3 separate regions of the Homo sapiens genome follow, and regions 1 and 3 are each linked to region 2. The links are chromatin loops, found by intact Hi-C in ENCODE. Cell type or tissue: mammary epithelial cell. All regions are shown on one strand. Each heading gives the region's core, and the rest is flanking DNA. Links, peaks and the distances in the headings are about the cores only.

Region 1 (4,522 bases), core at 152-4,151, 610 kb before region 2:
CAAAATTATATCTGTATTGAGGCATGATTATCTCAATAGACTCAGAAAAGGCCTTTGATAAAATTCAATATCCCTTCGTGTTGAAAACTCTCAATAAATTAAGTATAGGTGGAGCATATCTCAAAATAATAAGAGCCATTTATGACAAGCCCACAGCCAATATCATACTGAATGGCAAAAGCTAGAAGCATTCCCCTTGAAAACTGGCACAAGACAAGGATGCCCTCTCTCACCACTCCTATTCAACATAGTATTGGAATTTCTGGCCAGGGTAATCAGGCAAGAGAAAGAAATAAAGTGTACTCAAATAGGAAGAGAGGAAGCCAAACGGTCTCTGTTTGCAGACGACATGCTCCCGTATTTAGAAAACCCCATCGTCTCAGCCCAAAAGCTCCTTAAGCTGATAAGCAAATTTAGCAAAGTCTCAGGATACAAAATCAATGTGCAAAAATCACAAGCATTCCTATACACTAACAATAGACAATCAGAGAGTCAAATCATGAATGAACTTCCATTCACAACTGCTACAAAAAAAAATACCTAGGAATACAGCTAACAAGGGAAGTGGAGGACCTCTTCAAGAACAATAAACCTTTGTTTAAGGAAATCAGAGGACACAAACAAATGGAAAATCATTTCATGCTCGTGGATAGGAAGAATCAATATTGTGATTCTTACTGCCCAAAGTAATTTATAGATTCAATGCTATTCATATTAAACTACTATTGACATTCTTCACAGAATTAGTAAAAAAAAAAACTACTTTAAAATTTATATGAAACCAAAAAAGAGCCCGTATAGCCAAGACAATCCTAAACAAAAAGAACAAAGTTGGAGGCATTACGCTACCTGACTTCAAACTACACTACAAGGCTACATTAAACAAAACAGCATGGTACTGTTACAATAACAGACATACAGACCAATGAAACAGAATAGAGATCTCAGAAATGAGTCCACACATCTACAACCATCTGATCTTTGACAAACCTGACAAAAACAAGCAATGGGAAAAGGGCTCCCTATTTAATAAATGGTGCTGGAAAAACTGGCTAGCCTTATGCAGAAAATTGAAACTGGACCCCTTCCTTATATCTTGTACAAAAATTTAAACTCAAGATGGATTAAAGACTTAAATGTAAACCCAAAACTACAAAAGCCCTAGAAGAAAATCTGGCCACTACCATTCAGGACATAGGCACGGGCAAAGATTTTATGACAAAACACCAAAAGCAATCGCAACAAAAGCAAAAATTGACAAATGGGATTTAATTAAACTAATGAACTTTTGCATAGCAAAAGAAACTATCATCAGTGCAAACATACAACCTACAGAATGGGAGAAAAGTTTTGCAATCTATCCATTTGACAAAGGTCTAATATCCAGAATCTACAAGGAACTTAAACAAATTTACAAGAAAAAAAAATTAAAACATGTGCAAAGGACATGAACAGACACTTCTCAAAAGAAGACATTTATGTAGCCAACGTATTAAAAAAAGCTCAGCATCACTGATCATTAGAGAAATGCAAATCAAAACCACAGTGAGATACCATCTCACACCAGTCAGAATGGCGATTATTAAAAAGTCAAGCAACAACAGATGCTGGTGAGGCTGTGAAGTAGGAACACTTTTACACTGTTGGTGGAAAGGTAAATTAGTTCAACCATTGTGGAAGACAGTGTGGCAATTCCTCAAAGATCTGGGCATATACCCAAAGGAATATAAATAATTCTATTATAAAGATACATGCACATGTATGTTCATTGCAGCACTATTCACAATAGCAAAGACATGGTATCAACCCAAAAGCCCATCAATGTTAGACTGGATAATGAAAATGTGGTACATATACACGATGGAATACTATGCAGCCATAAAAAAGAACTAGGTCATGTCCTTTGCAGGGACATGGATGGAGCTGGAAGCCATTATCTTCAGCAAATTAACACAGGAACAGAAAAGCAAACACCGCATATTGTCACTTGTAAGTAGGAGCTGAACAATGAGAATACATGGACACAGGGAGGGGAACAACACACACTGGGGCCTGTCGGGGATAGGGGTGGGAAGAGGGAGAGCATCAGGATAAATAGCTAATACATGCAGGGCTTAATACCTAGGTAATGAGTTGATAGGTGCAGCAAATCACCATCGCACATATTTACCTGTGTAACAAACCTGCACGTCTTGCACAGGTATCCCAGTACTTAAAATAAAATAAAATAAAAACAAAAACAAACAAAAATAAAGTCTTTGTCAGCTAATTCCAACATCTGTGTTATCTCAGCATGTTAGTTGAGATTTTCCTAGTTCTTCACAGAGTGAGAAATTTTGTATTGTACTCTGGACATTTTGAATGTTATGAGTCTCTGGGTCTTGTTTAAAATTCTATGGAAAACATTTTATTCTGTTTTTTAACGTTAGTGGGTTATAGGTATGGTTGGGTTCAAGTTGTAAGTTCTGATCATCCTTCAGTGGTGTGTGGTTTCAATGTTCCACTAACACGCACTGCTATTCAGAGCAGTCCTGCATGTGCGCCACCTGGTGGCCAGTCTAGGCAGTCTAGGAGGTGGGACATGGTTCACCTCATAGTTTACAGTTGTATCTCAAAGCTTTTGATATACTGTTTAGGGTCAGATTCATGAATGTTCCACTTGTGGATAAACCCAGGGATTCTTAAACAACTTTATCAAGTCCCTTTCCCTAATACCTCCCTCTCTATAATGTCCCTAGTACTTTCTGAGTCCTGGGCTCCCCTTTTCAGTCCTCCAACCTGAAGAAAAACAAAAAAGAAATGGGGGATTTCTCCCTCTCCTTTGAGCATTAGGAGACCACGCCCTTGAGCCAGAACCAGAGGGTTTCTCTTGGACTTCTCTCCATTCATGCAGACGCCCATGTCCAGGTTCCACACTACCTTACACCTAGTCTGGGCAACACTGAAGCGAAAAATACAGTAGACTCACCACCCATTCAGAGGTACTTTAAAGTCTGGTCTTCCTTTCTGGTCTATCTGCTACTAGATGCTCACAGTATCCAAGTCATTGTGCCGTGCATTCTGTCCAGGTTTATCGCTTCATCCGGTGGGGGGATAGGGTCATAACTACATGACTCAAAACTCAGCCCCATCTTACCTGAAACCTGGGCTGAGTTTTGAATCATGTAGTTAATCTAATTAATACTGATTAATGGATACTTGGGCTATTCTTCCTGCCTTTTAAATTGTCGTGTTTCTGGAATCTGTTTTAATATTCTTATCTTATCCCTTCATAACACTGGTTCTCACCTTGGGTTTTCATTAGAATCACCTACACAGATTAAAAAAAAAAAGTTGATGTCCAGGCTACATCCCAGCCAAATTAAACCAGAATCTCTGGGAATAGGATCCAGGAATTAATACTTATATTTAAAAAAAATATTTCACACCACTTACCCCATCCTCTAATCCTCCAAACCTGTTCTTCCTATAATCTGCCTCATTTCACTTAATATTGTCACCATCCTCCAAACTCCCAAGTAAGACACCTTGGAGTTGGCCTGAACTCAGCTCCAGAATTTTTGCATTCAGGCTACCATCTGCCCTGTCATTGCCAACTCAGAAATGTCTTCAAATGTGGCTCTCATCTCTATTCCTTTTTTTTTTTTGTCACAGGATCTCACTCTGTCACCCAGGCTGGAGTGCAGTGGTACAATCACTGCTCACTGCAGCCTTGACCTCCTGGGTTCAAGTGATCTTCCTGCTTCAGTGTCCTGAGTACCTGGGACCATGGGTGCATGCCGCATGTCTGACTAATTTTTTTATTTTCGGTACAGACGGTGTCTCACTTTGTTGCCCAGGCTGGTTTCATACTCCTGGGCTCAAGTGATCCTCCCGCCTCGGCCTCCCAAAGTGCTGCAATGACAGGTGTGAGCCACCATGCCCAGCCATCTCCATTCTTTTAATCAAGCTCACGTTGCATAGCTGTGTCATTGGTTTCCCTGTCACTGGGCTGTCTTGGCAAACACTCTCACTGCTGCCAAAGGGATCTTCCTAAAAGAAGACTCTGTCAAGCCCCTTGTAAAACCTCCCTAGCGCCTCCTGCCCCCCAGTCTAGAGTCTAAACTCCTGGGCAAGGCACACGAGGCTTGCCATACTTGGCTTAGACTTCTTCTCCTAACTCCTCCCCCATCACCCATACATCTCTTTTCCCCACCTGGCAAAGACACACTGACATTCCCGAAATACCCCCGGCCCCGGAACACCTTATTGTTATCCTACTCACTTCCTACTTTGATGCCTGGCCATCTCCTTTTCAACCTTTAAGAACCAACTGAAATGTGAACCACTCGCCAGTGCTTCCCAGCTGATGTCATTACTGATCCTCCAGCTTTGGCCATAGTGTATTATCATGGTCACAGGCCGGGCGCGGTGGCTCATGACTGTAATCCCAGCACTTCGGGAGGCTGAAGTGGGTGGATCACCTGTGGTCAGGAGTTTGAAACCAGCCTGACCAACATAGTGAAACCCTGTCTCTACTAAA
Region 2 (4,522 bases), core at 171-4,170:
ATTCTCTTGCTAAGTGCACTGCTCCTTCCTATATGACAATGTAAACAGCAAATACTGTTCCTAGGACGGGGTCTGGTTTTTCACTTGGTCCCCAGTGCCTAGAACAATGCTGCTTATGGAAGGTACACAACAAATATTTGCTGGAAGAGAACTTGCAAATAACCAGATGGCCAAATTCAGACTTATACCACGCTCACCCTGCCATCTCTTCGCTGCACCCTCTAGCTTTCCAATATTATCATTTTATATATATAAAATATACAAATATATATTATTATATATACAAATGTATATTATTATATATAGTATCATTATTATTATTAATACAGCTAGTACTAATAACTAACAAACAACATTTTGTTTATATATTTTGTGCCAGGCACTGTACATATATTTGCTTCTAATCCTTATAAAACCCAGCAATGTAAACCCACTGAACCCAGGTCTGTCTGGCTCCCAAAGTTTTAGTCTATTATAAACACCGCCTGCTAAAAACACTAAACACAAAGGCAAGGAGAAACATCAACGAACATGCAAAAGAGAACCAGCCAAAGTCACCGACAGAGGAAACCAAAGAAAATCTGGTTTCTATGTTTATTTTAGTTTTAATTTTTATTTTTTTGAGACAGAGTCTCGCTGTTACCCAGGCTGGAGTGCAGTGGTGTGATCATGATTTCTATGTTTAAGCTGAAAGAAGTATCAAGAAGCATCACTCAAACACATCACTCAAAGAACGATGGCTTGTCTTATTTAAAATTATATCACTCATAGAACTATGGCTTGTCTTATTTAAAATTACGATAATTTTATACTAACCATGGATTATATATGCAACAGCTACGGAGGACTTACTATGTACATAGTTCACAGGAGCTTATGTTCGAGCCTGTTATAAAAGCTACTGTCTCTTAAAAAAAAAACAAAAATGAGTGCTCAGTATATTTGTCTAAGTAGTGAACAAAAGGTTTAACCGTACAGTAATGGAAACATTCTGGTTTCCCAAAACCTCTTCCTAAAGCTGAAACATTTTTGTGGAAAGTTAAGGAAAAGACCCAGAACTCTATGAAGGGCTGCCTAAATGACTACCCACAAAAGTAGCTGGGGAGAAATACAAATTAGAATACATCCAAACTATTCGAAAGCTACTGTGGTGTGTGCTTGGGCTTGAGCCTGCTGCCTAGGTGTTCATTAAGTGTTCATAATATTTCTTATGTCCATAATCCAAGATTCCAGACCCACATCCCAACCAAGACTCAGACCCGCCATCTTATCTCATGCATATTAGTTGGTATATATTGATACTACTTGTAATAATTATCCTAGAAAGACACAAAAACCTTCTAATAAAAGGTTCTATATTCCTCTATCTACTTTGCTATCAGAATTTTGCTCTAAGATTTATAATGAATAGCCCCCATTTTCAAGTTGGAAAAACCAAGTACCCCCTGAAAGTACTTACTGAAACTGTCCCAAAGATCCATAATAGTAATAGGAAAAAATCTCAGCATGTCCTTCTCCCAACTGTTAGAGATACTCACCTCCTATTTAATGTGATAGGAGGTGTTCCTTCTACTTACAAAAAATTCGTATATATATTTAATTTTTTCTTAACTAAGTCTGAAAAGGAGAGACAACCTAGGCCATAAGTATGGAAAAGATGTATAGTTTCCCTCTCTCCTTTTTATGGGCGACTCCAAAGTGAAAGTCCAACCACTTAGGCGGATGAGCTTCAAGAAACTCTTCTCAGGACTGTGGAATGTGCACTGTGTCTACAGTCATCCATCCCTAAGCATATGTGGTTGTCACCCTCTAGTGGATGATCTATGATAATAGTTGGCAGCCTCCTGTGGGGCACAAGCACGATATTATCCAAGACTCACCTATCTTTAAGACGTAAATGACAGATAAGACTGCACCACAACTCTTCAGTCTTGGACACATATTTCCTAGGAAAATGGGTGCGCACGTGCTGTTTATTCAGTCTGCCATTCCCTGCTTCTTTTGAGTCTGTGTTTGTGTTTCCTACTGGTGTCTGGCATTTTCAAGAACAATACACATTTCCTTGAGGCAGACTTCTCCTACCATTGAGATAGTCCTAGGCAATTGATTCCCAGATATTGTTTGTATCCAGACTGGTCTTGAAAGCTTTCTCTATCTGCAGGTCTACTGGGTGTACCCAACTATTTAGCTGGTAACCAGGCACTTGCCAGTAGAATGCCAGTTCTGTGTTGAACAATTTGATCTACCTAGGAAAGTTGTGGACGATAAATATTGTTTCCATGTTTGCCGCTGTGTAAGGAGCCTAAACATAGATTCTTAGAGACTCTGATAGAATTTTTAGAGGTGGAAATGATAGGGTTTGCATTACCTTAAATTTTCAAGACTCAACACCAAGCATTAGATTGGAAAATAGAACTTTTTACAAAAGCCCTCTAAAATGAAGTCTGGCTTTGAATTCATTAGTATTACTAGATTCAAAATATAATCACATGATTTTCTTCTCTCCATTTTATTAGGTAACTGAAGATTTACATCTGTAAATCTGGATGGGAACTGAATTCCTACATCATAGACAGTTTCAAGGAGGGAAGGATTATGTGTTCAGGAAATACTCTGCATTCTCAAAACTCTACATTGTTGGTGCTTAGATTTGCTCTGTGAGAACCTACTGAAATAAACCTTTTCTCTGGAAGACAAGTACAGTTTCCCGAAGATCTGTTTATTTGCCAGCAGAGGAGTTGAATATTTGAAGCCAAGCCACCTTGGTTCTAAATCTGTGGTTAAATGGAAATCAGAGCACTGAGATATGCGGTGCCCCTCCCCACTCTTACTCATTTGAAAGATGAAGAAACTGAGGCTTGGCAAGGTTGAGTGGAGTTCACATAGCTAGCTAACCACAGAGCTGGCACCAAACAGGAGCCCAGCTCTCCAACTCCTAGGCCCTTGCCTCTCAGGTGGAATTTTCTTAGTGATTAGGAGAAAATCAGTTCCCTAGCCCTGTTCACAAGAGTTTATATTCTGTTTGGTTAAAAAGCATTTTTCTTGTTGTAAGAAATAAGTAACATAAAATTTACCATTTTAACTTTTTTTTTTTTCCCCATAGAGTCTCGCTCTGTCACCCAGGCTGGAATGATGCAGTGGCGAGCTCTCAACTCACTGCAACTTCCACCTCCTGGGTTCCAGCAATTCTCCTGCCTCAGCCTCCCAAGTAGCTGGGACTACAGGTACGCGCCACAGCGCCCAACTAATTTTTGCATTTTGTAGTAGAGACGGGGTTTCACCATATTGGCCAGGCTGGTCTCAAACTCCTGACCTCATGATCCGCCCACTTTTGCCTCCCAAAGTACTGGGATTACAGGCGTGAGCCACTGTGCCTGGCCCATTTTAAGTGTTTTAAGTGTACAATTTTGTGGCATTAAGTACATTCACATAATTGAGCAACTATCCCCAGCATCTATTTCCAGAACTTTAAAAAATCTTCCCAAACAAACTCTGTCTCCACTATCTAATAATTTCTCATTCTCCCCTACCCTCAGCCCCTGGCAACTACTATTCTACTTTTTGCCTTTACGAATTTGACCACTGTAGGTGCCTCATATAAGTGGAATCAAACACTATTTGCCCCTTTGTTACTGGCATGTTTCACTTAGCATATTTTCAAGGTTAATCCATGTTGCAGCATGTCAGAATTTCCTTCATTTTAAACGCTAAATAATATTCCTGTGTTTGTCTGTGTGTGTGTGTGTGTGTGTGTGTGTGTGTGTGTATTACACTTTGTTTTGTTTGTCCATTCATCCGTCAATAGATACTTGGGAAAAATATTTTTTAAATGCACAATAAAAATAAATATAAATATGTAAGAAGTAAAAGCATCTCTGCAAGAGGCTTGAGGCTATATTTGTTTAAAAAAGACTGCTGGGAATTGCTGGAGTAATTAAAGAGTAATTTAATAATTTTACACAGAACTATTTTAAATTGAAACTGTGAGCTTTGGTTTACTTACCTTTATATTCTCTACCACCTCCCATGGCATCCTAGCATCAGCACAGGGTCACATGTGGTAGGTACTCAATAAATATATGCTAAATTTCCAAGTCATGCATAGGAAAAATCAAAGGCAATCTATATTATCATTGTTTTTCCTTTTTTGTTAATTTTATTTACTACACAGTGAACTGATTACTACAGTCAAGCTAATTAACATATCCATCTCTTCACTTAGTTACTGCGTATATACGTGTGGTCCGGGGGAGGGAGGGAGAGAACATTTGAAGATCTACTCCCTTTGCCAATTGCAAGTATGCAATACAGTATTATCAACCACAGTCACCAGGCTGTACATTAAATCTCTGGCAGTATTCATCCTGCATAACTGAAACTTTGTGTCCTTTGGGCAACGTTTCTTCAGTTCCCCTCCACTTCTGCTCCCAGTAACTACCTTTCTGCTCTGCTTCCATGAATTCGACTTTTCTAGATTCCACATAGCAAGTTCATGTCATGATTTTTCTTAATCATTCCAGAG
Region 3 (4,522 bases), core at 152-4,151, 240 kb before region 2:
AAAAGCGCCTTGGCCTGGGTAGCTGACATCACACTCAATTGCACATGCAAATGCAGTAATTACGCCTGAAATATTAGAGGTCAGCTGGAGGCCAGCGGAAGATTTGGTCTCTCTGCTTCCAGATTTTGAAATAGCAGATTATACACAACTCACTGTCTTCCGCCAAGACCTTGTTACACACATTTGTCAGGATCTCATTTTGCAATTTCCATTCCTTTAAAGAGAAATCCTCACACAGTGGTGATTCTGGCTGTTTTTCCCTAAAGTGCAGATTGTCATAAACCCGCACTCTCTCCCGGGGCCTGTCAGCCTCCTGGGCCCTGCAGTGAACACACCATCACTGAGGGAATGCGGGACACAGACAAGGCCGGGATTTTCTTAGGAGAAACGTTTTGGGAGAGGTAGATATTGTAGAGTCCTGAATATAATATGGCACAACAATTTTATGTATTCCAGACAGGAAAAGTTTTTTGTCAAAACCTCTGACAGTTTAAACTTTAAAGCTTCAGCAAAACTTTTAAACTTTTAAACTTTGAACTTGTTTGAACCTCTCGTGATTTATGAATTATTAAATGTACCACTGAAAATCACAGACTTTAACTAGTAAAGCTTTCTGCTTAAAAGCAACTGAGAAGAGGGTGGCTGTGGGACTGCAGGAGGAGGAGAGGGCTGGGGGTTTTGTCGGAATGGCGCTGCTCCTGGTTGCATAAAAGCCAAATCCAGAAAATATTTAGGAGGCAAAAGACCCAAACCAAGACAGAAACTACGAAAGAGGAGAGACATCAAAAAGTGAAATGGAAACTGTCTGACACTAGTTATGTAGGTGTATCTAAATAAGAGTTGAACTAATTTTATATTTAATATGTATATATTATATATTAGTGATAAAATATACATGACATAAAATTTAGCATTTTAGCCACTTTTAAATGGATAGTTCAGTGGCCTTAAGTACAATCACATTGTTGTGCAACCATCACCACCCTTCATTTCCAGAACTGTTCATCTTCCCAAATGGAAACTGTCCCCGTTAAACACCAACTCCCCATTCCCTTCCCGCAGCCCCTAGTAACCACCATTCTTTTTGTCCACATACCTCATATAAGTGGAATTTTGTATATGTATGTAGGTACATTCACATAAATATGTATATATATATATGCATGACTGAAATTTTATGTGTGTATACATTATATATAATATAATATAAATATAATGTAATAAAGTTAAAATATATGTATATTATTTGACTATTCCATGTACCTCATATAAATGAAGTTATATCATGAATATATTATTATATTATATATTATTAATATAATTATATAAAATATATAAAATAATGTATTATTACATGATTCCATTGATATGAGGTATAGAATAGTCAAATATACATATATAGTAATATATTACATCTATGTAGTCATATTATATAATATATATTACATATATGATATACAGTATATAATATGATTCAATTTATATGACGTACATGGAATAGTCAAATAATATATATATTTTAACTTTAAATTCATAGTAACAAGCACAAGGGGGTATTAGGTAAGAAAAGTTCTGAGGTTTTTCATGCCTTTCAGACAGAATTGAACGGTAAACAAAGTGAGTACAGATAGGGACAGAATCTGACAATAATTTATGCTTCCCAGAGGGTGCAGTCCATTTAAATCTCCAGGAGCTCCGAATTGCTCTTGAAGTGTCTGGGTCCTGTGGCCAGCAGAGCAGTCTTGAGAGCTCCAGCGGGCAGGGCTGGGCTTGGCTGGGCTGGGAGGAAAGGGGAGGGGCGCGCAGCTTGCGGCGGGCACACAGCGAGCCCGTGGAGGGCGAGTGCCCTAGGTCCTGACTCCAGCTTGGAGCTCAGGCACGTGTGGGATGGGCCGGCTACTTCAGCTTCCCCAAGGCTCCCAGCACGAGGATTCCATTACTTTCTGTTAGTGTGCACTCAAGGATTTAGTAACCAGTTCACAGAAAAGCCCCTCACTTCACAGCAGGAAGTGTAAACTCAGCATAAATCTTGCCAGCCTGCAGGGGAGCCGGTTAGGAATTTAGGAATTACCTAAAGTTTCGGAATCCACCCGCCGCGCCCTTTGCACATTTTACCTGGGATGAGGCCTAATGGCCTCTAGGAGGTGCAGCCCAATAGGAGGTCGACAAATTAAGCAGGGATTTGTTTCTTTAAACACTTCCATTGTTACCAAAATGAGAGCGAGCCCTGGAAAGTCTAGGGCGTGGGAAGGTTTTGTCCCCTGAGGAAGCAAAGAAGACAGGCAGTGGTTTGAGTGGGTGGGCGCTTCCACGTGGACAGAGGGCCCCCGGGAGGGTGGAGCGAGGGGCCCCTGGGAGGGAGGAGCGAGGGACCCAAAAGGGGAATGGTGGAGCCCAACCGCGACTGCTTGCTTCACAGTTGAAGGGCTGCCCCTTCCTTTCCCTCTTGGAGACCTCTGTCCTGGTGCCGCTGGTGCAGCTTCGGTTACAGTTGGATCTGTCCAGTCCTTTACCCTGCCTGCATGCACACATGGTCTCAGGGAGTGAATTCCTTGGGCGGCTGCCATGTCTGTGCTGGGACTCTGGCAATAGCCAGAAAGGCAGGAGGAGAACTAGGGGTGGGAGAGGATTGGGGTTCCGCTTCTTTCTTCTGCACCAGATATCAGGACCTGGGCACCACAACGGAGGCCAACTAGCAGCAGGTGGGAGTTGATGCCAAGTCCCAGGATATTGGACTAGAGCTGTGTTAACACCTCCTGCTGAGGTTGAGGCCTGGCAGGGTGAAAGGAGGGGTGGCCCAGCTATGAACCCAAAGTTGGAGGCTCCAGGGTGTGCTTGAGGCCCCTACATTCTGACACCCTCAGGCACCAGCGTTTTCAATGGGAGGAGGATTTCTCTTTTCCTCTTTTTGCAGTGGCATTTGTAATTCTAAGAGAGCTTTTGTTTCATGATGGATCTTTCAAGGATCTTGTATAAAGGCCCGGCACACAAGTCCCTGGGCTTAGCGTGAGTGGCCCCATGGGTGGATGTCCCCAAGATACGTCCGACAATCTATTGCTTAACTCTGCCCCCGCCGCACGAAAGAGGCATCCACAGTTCACCAGTTGCCAGAGAGAGCTGCCACTCGCTCTCCTTCTCTTACCCTGCCAGCCACCAGGGTCATGGAACACTTGAGAGAATAAGAACAAAATAAAAAAAGAGAGCAAGACACCCCAGGAAACTGAATGAAACTTGAGCAGCCTAACATTTAAATGTGGGACTTGGCTCTGGCTTAGTGTCAACATGGGAAACAACAGGAGCTTCTGAACTGAGAGAAGAGGAGAGAGGGAAGGCAGTCCCAGTGCGGCACAGAGGAAGGCTCGCACGGGGAGCCACAGTGACTTTGCTAGCACAGACTGACTGCTTCCTATGTACTAGAGTGGGTTACATGCTTTATTTAATCCTTGTCTTTCAATCCTTGAGGAATTCTGGAGCCAGACTGCCTGGGTTTGAATGCTGGTTCCATCACTTACTTCCTATGGACCGTAGACAACTGTCTTAAATACCTGATGATTCAGTTTCTTCAATTGTAAAATGGAGATGATAATGGTACCCAACTCACAGGGTTGTTCCAAAGATTGACTGAGCCCGTGTTTGTAAGTATCTTAGAACAGTGCCTGATGCATAGTAAATGCCATGTAAGTACAAGATGAACAGATAGACAGATAGGCAGACAGACAGACAGGCAGACAGATAATCCCATAAGCATAGATAAAGAAACTGAAGCTTAGAGAAGATGTTAAGTAACTTGTCAGAGGTTTCACAGGTGTTTGCTGTCAGAGCTAAGATTTGAACTTGGCCTATTCGACAATTTCACTTGTGGTCACCTTAGCAAGTGGGATGGAATATTACGGTTTGGAAATATAATCCATTCCCTGACATGATGGATGATGGTAATGACGATGGTGATGATGATAAATATATTAGCAGCTAAAATGTATCGATTGCTTATATTTTGCTAGGTGCCTTATGTACATTATTGGGTTTAATTCTTCTGTAGCCCCTTCAGTTATATACTCTTATCTCCACATACTGAGTTGAATAGTATGCCTCCAAAATTCATGTCCACCTAGAACCTCAAAATGTGACCTGATTTGGAAACAGGATCTTCACAGATGTACTTAGTTGAGATGAGGTCATATGGGATTGGAATGGGCTCTACATCGAATGACTGGTGTCCTTATAGGAAGGCCACGTGAAGACACAGGGACCTTCAGGAAGAATGACAGAACAAAAGGTGATGATGGAGACAGAGACTGGAGTGAGGCAGCTGCAAGCCAAGGAATTCTGAAGGTGGCCAGCAACCACCAGAACCTAGGGAGAGGCGAGGTGGCCATTCGTTCCTAGAGTCTTCAGAAGGCACGTGGCCCTGCAGGCAGCTGGATTTTGGACATCTAGTCTCTAGGCCTGTAAGATAATAAATTCCTGTTATTTGAAGCATGACACATGGGGTTTTATTAGGGGCTTACATACAGTTTACGGT

Evidence for each region. Hi-C counts contacts between places; a loop is a spot of excess contacts. Peaks named below come from ENCODE experiments on the same cell type or tissue, not always from the same donor. Only the 100,000 strongest peaks of a DNase experiment are listed, where the experiment ranks them.
Region 1: a loop joins it to region 2, with 4 times the contacts of the local background. A loop is called at or near these places in 6 of 110 quality-filtered maps.
Region 3: it touches region 2 in a loop (6-fold over the local background); 10 of 110 quality-filtered maps call a loop at or near these places.

Annotation. Positions count from the first base shown.
Region 1 is chr18:21,953,687-21,958,208 of GRCh38, forward strand. No RefSeq gene overlaps it. Among named protein-coding and RNA genes, the nearest start is that of LINC01900, 25 kb to the right of the region's middle. In mammary epithelial cell, for the core only: a CTCF peak has its summit at 2,548 (motif pointing left); no DNase peak of the experiment used is centred there; H3K27me3 peaks cover 181 bases.
Region 2 is chr18:22,561,500-22,566,021 of GRCh38, forward strand. All of the region lies in intron 2 of LOC124904265 (a long non-coding RNA gene), which reads left to right. Among named protein-coding and RNA genes, the nearest start is that of CTAGE1, 150 kb to the left of the region's middle. In mammary epithelial cell, for the core only: a CTCF peak has its summit at 1,820 (motif pointing left); DNase peaks (open chromatin) are centred at 1,792 and 2,842; H3K4me3 peaks cover 141 bases; H3K27ac peaks cover 308 bases.
Region 3 is chr18:22,322,496-22,327,017 of GRCh38, forward strand. LOC101927548 (a long non-coding RNA gene) reads right to left here and starts at 2,225. Exons shown (of 3, transcript XR_001753531.2): 1 at 2,116-2,225. RefSeq lists enhancers at 1,295-2,250, 2,251-3,205. In mammary epithelial cell, for the core only: a CTCF peak has its summit at 2,130 (motif pointing right); no DNase peak of the experiment used is centred there; H3K4me3 peaks cover 221 bases.